Linked DNA regions of Homo sapiens: region 2 is linked to region 1. A link is a contact called in ENCODE Hi-C or POLR2A ChIA-PET data. All regions are on one chromosome and are shown on one strand. The core of a region is the stretch at or near the end of the contact, and the rest is flanking DNA. Distances in the headings are between cores, read along the strand shown.

Evidence for each region. A loop is a pair of places that touch in the nucleus more often than their neighbours do. ChIA-PET counts read pairs that join two places held with the same protein, here RNA polymerase II (POLR2A). Pooled maps may share reads with other maps.
Region 2: a loop to region 1 is called in a pooled map, with 2.3 times the contacts of the local background. The contact joins two enhancer-like sites. A Hi-C loop is called at or near these places in 1 of 168 maps with a recorded cell type or tissue (mammary epithelial cell) and 3 of 50 pooled maps. POLR2A ChIA-PET finds 5 or more read pairs at or near these places in 2 of 52 experiments (A673 and BJ).

What each region holds. Positions count from the first base shown.
Region 1 is chr3:101,194,859-101,199,680 of GRCh38, reverse strand. No RefSeq gene overlaps it. Among named protein-coding and RNA genes, the nearest start is that of IMPG2, 120 kb to the left of the region's middle. RefSeq lists an enhancer at 841-1,342. Within about 2 kb of position 3,485, at least 4 of the 41 ENCODE cell types and tissues checked have a DNase peak (open chromatin) inside an H3K27ac peak, as active enhancers do.
Region 2 is chr3:100,968,154-100,972,445 of GRCh38, reverse strand. The region is part of intron 1 of ABI3BP (ABI family member 3 binding protein); the gene reads left to right. Among named protein-coding and RNA genes, the nearest start is that of ABI3BP, 23 kb to the left of the region's middle. Within about 2 kb of position 3,030, at least 2 of the 41 ENCODE cell types and tissues checked have a DNase peak (open chromatin) inside an H3K27ac peak, as active enhancers do.

The sequences.
Region 1 (4,822 bases), core at 2,236-4,735:
TTTAAAGTTCATATGGAAACAAAAAAGAGCCTGCATCACCAAGTCAATCCTAAGCCAAAAGAGCAAAGCTGCAGGCATCATGCTACCTGACTTGAAACTATACTATAAGGCTACAGTAACCAAAACAGCATGGTACTGGTACCAAAACAGAGATATAGATCAATGGAACAGAACAGAGCCCTCAGAAATAACGCCGCATATCTACAACTATCTGATCTTTGACAAACCTGAGAAAAACAAGCAATGGGGAAAGGATTCCCTATTTAATCAATGGTGCTGGGAAAACTGGCTAGCCATATGTAGAAAGCTGAAACTGGATCCCTTCCTTACACCTTATACACAAATTAATTCAAGATGGATTAAAGACTTAAACGTTAGACCTAAAACCATAAAAACCCTAGAAGAAAACCTAGCAATACCATTCAGGACATAGGCATGGGCAAGAACTTCATGTCTAAAACACCAAAAGCAATGGCAACAAAAGCCAAAATTGACAAATGGGATCTAATTAAACTAAAGAGCTTCTGCACAGCAAAAGAAACTACCATCAGAGTGAACAGGCAACCTACAAAATGGGAGAAAATTTTCGCAACCTACTCATCTGACAAAGGGCTAATATCCAGAATCTACAATGAACTCAAACAAATTTACAAGAAAAAAACAACCCCATCAAAAAGTGGGCAAAGGATATGAACAGACACTTCTCAAAAGACATTTATGCAGCCAAAAGACACATGAAAAAATGCTCATCATCACTGGCCATCAGAGAAATGCAAATCAAAACCGCAATGAGACACCATCTCACACCAGTTAGAATGGCAATCATTTAAAAGTCAGGAAACAACAGGTGCTGGAGAGGATGTGGAGAAATAGGAACACTTTTACACTGTTGGTGGGACTGTAAACTAGTTCAACCATTGTGGAAGTCAGTGTGGCGATTCCTCAGGGATCTAGAACTAGAAATATCATTTGACCCAGCCATCCCATTACTGGGTATATACCCAAAGGACTATAAATCATGCTGCTATAAAGACACATGCACACGTATGTTTATTGTGGCACTATTCACAATAGCAAAGACTTGGAACCAACCCAAATGTCCAACAATGATAGACTGGATTAAGAAAATGTGGCACATATACACCATGGAATACTACGCAGCCATAAAAAATGATGAGTTCATGTCCTTTGTAGGGACATGGATGAAATTGGAAATCATCATTCTCAGTAAACTATCGCAAGGACAAAAAACCAAACACCACATGTTCTCACTCATAGATGGGAATTGAACAATGAGAACACATGGACACAGGAAGGGGAACATCACACTCTGGGGACTGTTGTGGGGTGGGGGGAGGGGGGAGGGGTGGGGGGAGGGGGGAGATTAGGTATATCTCCTAATGCTAAATGACGAGTTAGTGGGTGCAGCACACCAGCATGGCACATGTATACATATGTAACTAACCTGCACATTGTGCACATGTACCCTAAAACTTAAAGTATAATTAAAAAAAAAAAAAAAACCATTCCTTTCACTGAGCTGAGGCAGCTCTCCTTGTACACTGTTTCCAGGACAATAAGAGACTGTCATTATGAGAGGCTCATGATGAGTCTATGACTCTCTGTAGAGATAAGGAAAAGAAGAAAATATTTTTTCCATTTCACAGCCAAGAACAGACACAGACACAAGCACCATAACAGAGGGGACAGGATTCAAATTATTGAGTAGGGATTTTGATTTTCATACTCAAAGCAGACCAGAGTTTCCATATTAGTGTCTCCTAAAGACATTTTATTTGTTTTGCTGAATTGAAAGAAAGACAAAATGTGTTCTCTCGACCCATGCCACCCAGTAGAAATATAATGTGAGCCATATACATACTTTTAAATGTTCTAGTACCACATTAAAAAGGTAAACGGAAAAAAGTGAAATTAATTTTAATAAAATATTTGTCTTAGTGGATACAAGCTATTATGATTTCACAATGTAATCATTATAAGGAATTAATGATATTCTACATCTTTTTTTGTATTAAGGTTTCAAAAATCACAACACACCTCGGTTTGGACTAGCCACATATCAAGTGCTCAATAGTCACAGGTGGATAGTGACGACCTATTGAACAGCACAACTCTGGAATCTCCTTTTCCAACACTTCCCTACTGCTTCAACTTCCCTTCCCCATCCAAAATACAAAGTGTCTTTGCAGACATTGAGTTCCTGTCTCCGGAAGTGTCTGAGCAGAGGGTGGGTGACTACCATTTGGTGGTAATATTGTGGAACTCTGAATAAAGAGCGTCAGTGGAAGTTTGGACAACGAAAGTGTTAAAATCCTTTCTAATCCCTAAGTTTTGTGATGCTGTGATACTGAGAAAGGAGACATGAAATTGTGGGTTTGGAAAGAACTTCTTTCCGTATTAGATGTGCTATTTCCTGCCATTATCTCTTGATTTGTAATTCACTCCTTTGCTACTTCTAGTATGAATGCAATGATTACTTATAGGGTGCTATATAGCCTATAAACCACTCTCATAAACACTAGTGTTTCATTCAATTATTTCCTCACTCACTTAGTAAAAGCATATTAGTCCCTGCAATGTATTAGTCTCTGTTCCAGGAGCTGGAATGTATTAACCACAGCGGGTAAGATAGGCACAGCCCCTGGGCCCATAAAAGATTCAAGCTCATTTGTTCCTACTCTTCCTTACCTCCGGTTTTTGGAACCTCTCCACCCAAGTTTGGCTTGAGCCACCAGGAGCCATACACTGACTGATATGAAAATAGTGGTCTGACTAGTCTCCTGGTGTAGAATGTCAACCCATCCCTGAAGCGCAGTTTTCAGTGACAAGAAAACTGAAGATGGGGTTCTCAGCTTCTCTGGTGTGATTAAGGCACTAGAAAAAAAAACCAGCACTGAGGAGAAGTAAAATCTGCTGATGTTCAGCTACATGCACGAGTTGAAATTGTCATTTGCATTAAAATTCCCTTTGCTGTCAGCTGCCACATGGATGCTTAATCTCCTTTGACTCTCTGCTACACCTTTTTGTGCGTTATCTGAAAGTTCTGGAAGAATTAAAGCTTCTTCTGAGCAGTGTTTATTAGTTATGATGCTCCTGCTTTAGAGAAAGAAAAATAATGGAAACTTCAGTTGTCAGAAAAACTGATGTTTGGGCCTGATAGAAAAAAAAAACGAGGATTTATGATGAAGGAAAATCATTCATAGAAATATTTCAAGGATTCAATTATGATTTTGTTTAGTAAGTTTGAAAATACTCTATCTCACTCATTTAGTTCTTTAGTGTCCAAAACATTTTGGGAACTCAGTTGCTGAATTCTACAGTATTCAACTTCTCTCGAATGTCTTCTACCACCAGAGAGCAGCAGAGATTTATAGGTAGTTAATGAGTCCCCTAGATACCAATAAACAAGGAAGCTTGGCCACTTGATTTGATCTCATTAAGTAAATAGCTAGTAAGTAGAAGAGGCAGCTGATTAACTACCAGAATGTTCACCCGTTAGCCTGTATCCCTACCCTTTCACCCTTTCTCTCTCTGGGATGTGCGTATATGTGATTTTAATGATTTACGACATGGGTTGGGAAGGGTTTTCTAACTTTTCTAGGAGCTTTGGGGATGGGTCAAAATGTACCTTGTTCTTCCACACTCACTCATGCCATAGCCTGAGTAATACAGGAAGGAAGTGAATCAAAAGTCTGAGAAAGTACAGTTCTTTTTCTCTAGACCAGGCATCATCAAACTGCTGCCCACAGGCCAAATCTAGTTTGCCACCTGTTTTTACAAATTAAGTTTTATTTCAACACAACCACACCGATTTGCTTATGTTTTGCCTATGGCTGCTCTTATGCTACAATGGCAGAATTAAGTAGTTGAGACCATATGCAACCATATGGCTTGAAAAGCCTAAATTATGTATTGTCTTGTCCTTCACAGGAAAAGTTTGCTAACCCCTGCTCGATGCTGTATCAGTATTTAAATTATGGAATATATAGGAAAGCAGAAAGAGTCTCGGACTGGGAGGACTTTAACAACTATAGTACCAGTCCTGGTCCTGCGGGTTGGTAGTAATGTGTCCTTGGGCAAGTTCTTTAATGTTTTGAGCCCTAGGTGGCCTCATCTGTAAATGGGGGCTGGGGACTCAGGGTGTAGTTTGAACTTGGTAGTATCCAAGATCCTTTCCAGATTGAAAGTTCTATGAGGATTTTTAAAATTACTCTTGCTTTTTTATAGTTTTAAATTACTCTTGGCGTTTTTATAGTTTATGTGGAATTGCAATCCCCAGTGTTGGATGTGGGGCCTGGTGGGAGGGGATTGGCTCATGGGAGTGGTTTCTGATGGTTTAGCAGCATCTCCTTAGTGCCGTCTCGTGATAGAGTTCTCATGAGATCTGGTTGTTTGATGTACTATCTCCCGCTTCACTCTCTTTCTTCTGCTCTGACCGTGCAAGATGTGTTGCCTTCCTCTTCGCTTTTCTGCCACGATTGTAAGTTTCCTGAGGCCTCCCCAGCCATGCTTCCTGTACAGCCTGCAGAACTGTGAGTCAATTAAACCTCTTTTCTTTATAAATTACCCAGTCTCGGGTAGTTCCTTATAGGTGTGAGAATAGACTGATACAGCATCTGACAAAGCATCTATAAGGAACTTAGACAAATTTACAAGAAAAAAAAAGCACCATAAAAAGTAGGCAAAGGACATGAAAAGACACTTTTCAAAAGAAGATATACATGCGGCAAATAATCATGTAAAAAAAGCTCAACATCACTGATCATTAAAGAAATGCAAATCAAAACCTCAATGAGATACC
Region 2 (4,292 bases), core at 1,781-4,280, 230 kb after region 1:
TTGGAACCTGGTTGTTTTAGTGCACATTTGCAGATGCCTGTAGGACCGTTTTTAAACTAAGTGGTCATCCATCACTTCTCTTGTTGGCCCAGAGATTAATTTTCACATCTTAAAAGTACTTTATAAATATTTGCTAGCACTAGTTTATTTGCAGATCCCTTTCAGTACAGAGGGGTTTTTCACATAAAAATTTGATTTTGCTTTTTAATTTAAAAAGCACTTTCACACAATTATCTCACTTTAATTTATATGATGTAAGTTTTATTTCTAAAATATAATGCAGATGTTGTTTTAATGGCAATGCTAACTTTATGATAAAAAAGAGATTCTAAATACATTGATGCATGGAGCTAGTGAGGTGAAATTACCAGGTGGCAGATATGTGTTCGTGAGAATCCAGTGCTTAAGGGAAGGATGACATTCCATCCCAGCTGCCCTTCTCCCTGCCCCTTTTTAGGAAGGCACACCCTTCTCAGCCCGCATTTCTGTGATTCCTCCACTGAGAAACTGCATGTTGATTGGACTGGCAAGAATCCTCACACCTCCTTTCTGTTTTAATTTCCATTTTAAAATATATTTTTAATGACCTTGTTCCTGATCCTGATCTTTTAAAAAGCTGTGGTTTTGCTGGGACAAAGAGCAAAACACATCTTGATGAGCAGATGAATGAAATCCAACTTCCATCAGCATCTATTAAACACCCACCACATATAAAGCTCTGTGCTTACCAGCTGCTTTGATTTCAATTGTAGGATATAATCCCATGTAAGGCATTTTTGACAGTTAAGGGGAAAAATTCTAGAACAAGTGGTGAGCATAAAAGTGGAAGAGTGGAAGCACGTTTTGTCTTTGGGGGCCACCCTGTGTTCTCCATCCTGGACCTGGTGACCCTAATATCTAAAGATTCATCTTGCCCCATTCCAAACTTGCCTTCTCCTTATAATGCTGTCAGCTCCAGACTATCCCATCACCATGCTTGGTCAAAATATCCCTAGTTAGTGCCTCATTCCTGCTAGCCTACTCTTGAAAATTATCTGCCATACTTATTCTCTTGAAACACTTGCTTTTTATTTACCGATGCTTATGTAAAGTCCTAATTCAAGAGAATCAGGCCTGTCTTCTCTAATGGGAAGATTTCAACCACCAGGTAGCATTATAATGGAAGAATTTCTTAAATCATGAGATCCTTTCTATGTCTCTTAAAAGTCTTGTCAAATAAGTGGTCACCTCTTCTGTTTAAATGTCAACTGGGTCCTGGAAAATGTACCAAGCAATGTCTTCACTGCAGAAATTCCTAACTGAAATACAAATGTTTGCCTGACACTTGCGAGGCATGCTGAGGAATGCTGTATATTTAGAGGCTGTATGTTTAATCCAGAAAATGGTATCAGCAGCCACCAAAATTCCTTGAAACAGTTATAATTACCAAGAAAGCAGCTTTAAGAACTCTTTGTTTGATGTACATCTTGGAGTAACTCAGTTTTGATTAGGATTTAAGGAAAACAACTCTTGGCATGGAGCATGTGACATGGGCCGCTGTGAAGACCACTGCCCAATCATTTCATTTGGATACTGAGATGAAGTAACAGTTACTAACAGGTGGCAGTTCATGGCCCTCCCATGCTTCTTGGGCACTTGAAAATTTCCAGAAGCCCTCACTTGTAAGGAGAGGGAGAACAGGTGCTGCAAAGACAGAAGAAAACTTTCAGCACAAGCTGCAGAGCTGCTCTCCTGGTGGAACTACCCTGCGAGGAGGAAATAACAAGCCAGGAACTCGTGCTGCCACTTGACCGCCTTTCGTCCTCCTCCTCAAGCCTGAGGGCCCACAAGTAGAGGAGTGAGGTCTATCCATGTGAGAGTCTGGGACTCTCTAGAGCGATCAAAAGCAAGCAAATTAATAAAAATTGCTTGAATTGTTTTATGTATTTGAGAGGGGCAAGGGTAAGACCCCAAATCCCAGTCTGGGTCCATATGTCTCTATACGTCACATTATTCTGCAACTGGATACCTGTGAGTTGGGCATCATGTACTTTGTCATATTTTTTAGTGTGTTCCCTTTGGAAGGAACTGTAGCTACTTCCCCAGGTGTCCAATGGGGTGCTCCATTTTTCACAGAAACAAAAGCAATATATTTCAAAGTCAAATTGATGCTTCTGATTTTACCACTGAGCATTGTTATGGAGTACGAAGCCTAATTTCTGCTTCAAATCAAAAGCCAGTCGTTCATTCAACAAATACTTATTAATTGCTCATTATAGTTCAAGATCTTTAGGAGAATGCGTATGGATAAGAGTGCCCTTTCTTTTTTAACAATATAACAGAGACCCAAACAGGCCATCTAGGCCTGTGACTATAGTAGATTTTAGGCTGCAGCAAGAAGTTAGAGGAATGACCAAGGTTAGGCTAGACCTGTACCTATGAGAGTAGCCCCATGGGAATATTCTATTGAAAGAAATGCTGTAACTCCTATGTAACATGAAATTTGTAAATGAAGGCCATTTAATAATGATTTCCTTTGTAGAATATGTGTAGCTTGTTGATTAAGACTAACTTTACATGAGCAGGAAAAAAGTATATAATGCATTTTCCTCTAACCTTAAAAAAAAAAGCTTTACTCTGCTAAGATTATTGGGGATTTCCTCTGGCTCTTGGCAAATGGTCTACAAAAAAATGAGTTAACACTCTTAGATGTGGACTCTTCCTACTCCACCCTGACTCTATTCCAGCAAAAGTCATTCTTCCTTTTCAAAAAAACATGATTTTTTTTCTTGATGACGTAGATTGGCTTTTCCATCTGTTTAGAGCTATGCCTCGAGATTTAAAGATAGTGTAGGGTTTTTTTCTCCTTTCTTTTCAAATGCACACTTTTGGAACAAGATGCTGTTCTGTATATAGCATTTATTATTTGTGATTGATGGAGAATTTTTTTCAAGTTTATAATAAAATCCAGAGTCAAGGATCTGCTGCTGGCCACATTTATTGGGCGAGCCCATCCCTTTAGTACTTGGCTCTTGCTTTTTTTGCATGAGGCAGCAGGGGATGCCTGATGTGGGGCCGGATTGGTAGGCAGGAGTCCAGGGTTCTAATTCTGGCAATGCCACTGGCTAGCTCTAGAGCCCTACATATGTCATCTAACCACACTTGGCCTCAGCTTTAAAATGAAGAGCTTGGTCTATAATCTCTAAACTCTCCTCTATCTCTAAAATTTGGGATGCTGTACTCCATATGTAAGATCACTTTGGGAATTGCCTTGTGGCTTACTGCAGGCTGTATGTGTGGAAGTCCTGGCTCTGATTCAAGTCTGTGACTTTCTTGCTTCATGGTTTGCATCACTTAGACCATGTCTATGCTTCCCCGCCCTTTGTATCAAACACTGGATCTGCGTAAGATGAGGCAATACTGACCTTATTGGTGAACAGATTACTCCTTCTACAGGTTTGAAAAAGCTCAGCAAATCCCAAAGGGCCCAGGCCTGCAGGAGAAACTGCCATTCAAAGAATAATCTGTACTTTTTTTTAAGACAGCAAATTATGAGTTGAACAATGAGAACATATGGACACAGGAAGGGGAACATCACACACTGAGGCCTGTCAGTGGGTGGGGGGCTAGGGGAGGGATAGCATTAGGAGAAATACTTAATGCAGATGACGGGTTGATGGGTGCAGCAAACCACCATAGCACGTGTATACCTATGTAACAAACCCGCACGTTCTGCGCACATATCCCAGAACTTAAAGTACAATAAATAAAAAGAAATGAAAAAAAGTACACTAAAAAATCAACAACATAAAATTTTGTTGTAAATAGCTGTCACTTAAGAGAGCCCCAAATAATCTTCAAGTTACTTTTCAGTTTAAAAGATACAGACCAAGATACAGACCAAGATTTCAACTTGACCACACACTATGGATTAAATGATTACCTTTAATTTTGTGAGATGGTTTTTAAGATCTGAGTTTTCACTTTCCTATTTGATTACACCAAAATCACAATTAAAATAAAACTAGGTAACATAGGTGGCAAAATACTATGTATTTCTTGTATAGCTGTATACATTTCTTATTATGCAAGAGAATAATAAAGTGAAAAAAGTGTACAAATTGGATTATCCCTGTTCTCTTTCCAAGTGCTTTAAAAGAGATTTTTAATCCATGAAATTCCTTCCTTGGCATTTTATTCCCCTTAGGAAAAATATATATACATATTTGAAATTTCTGAAATGGATCATTCAGGATTTGTTTTTCTTAACAGGATTTTGGGATTCAAAGCTGTATATTATAGTAATAGAATAA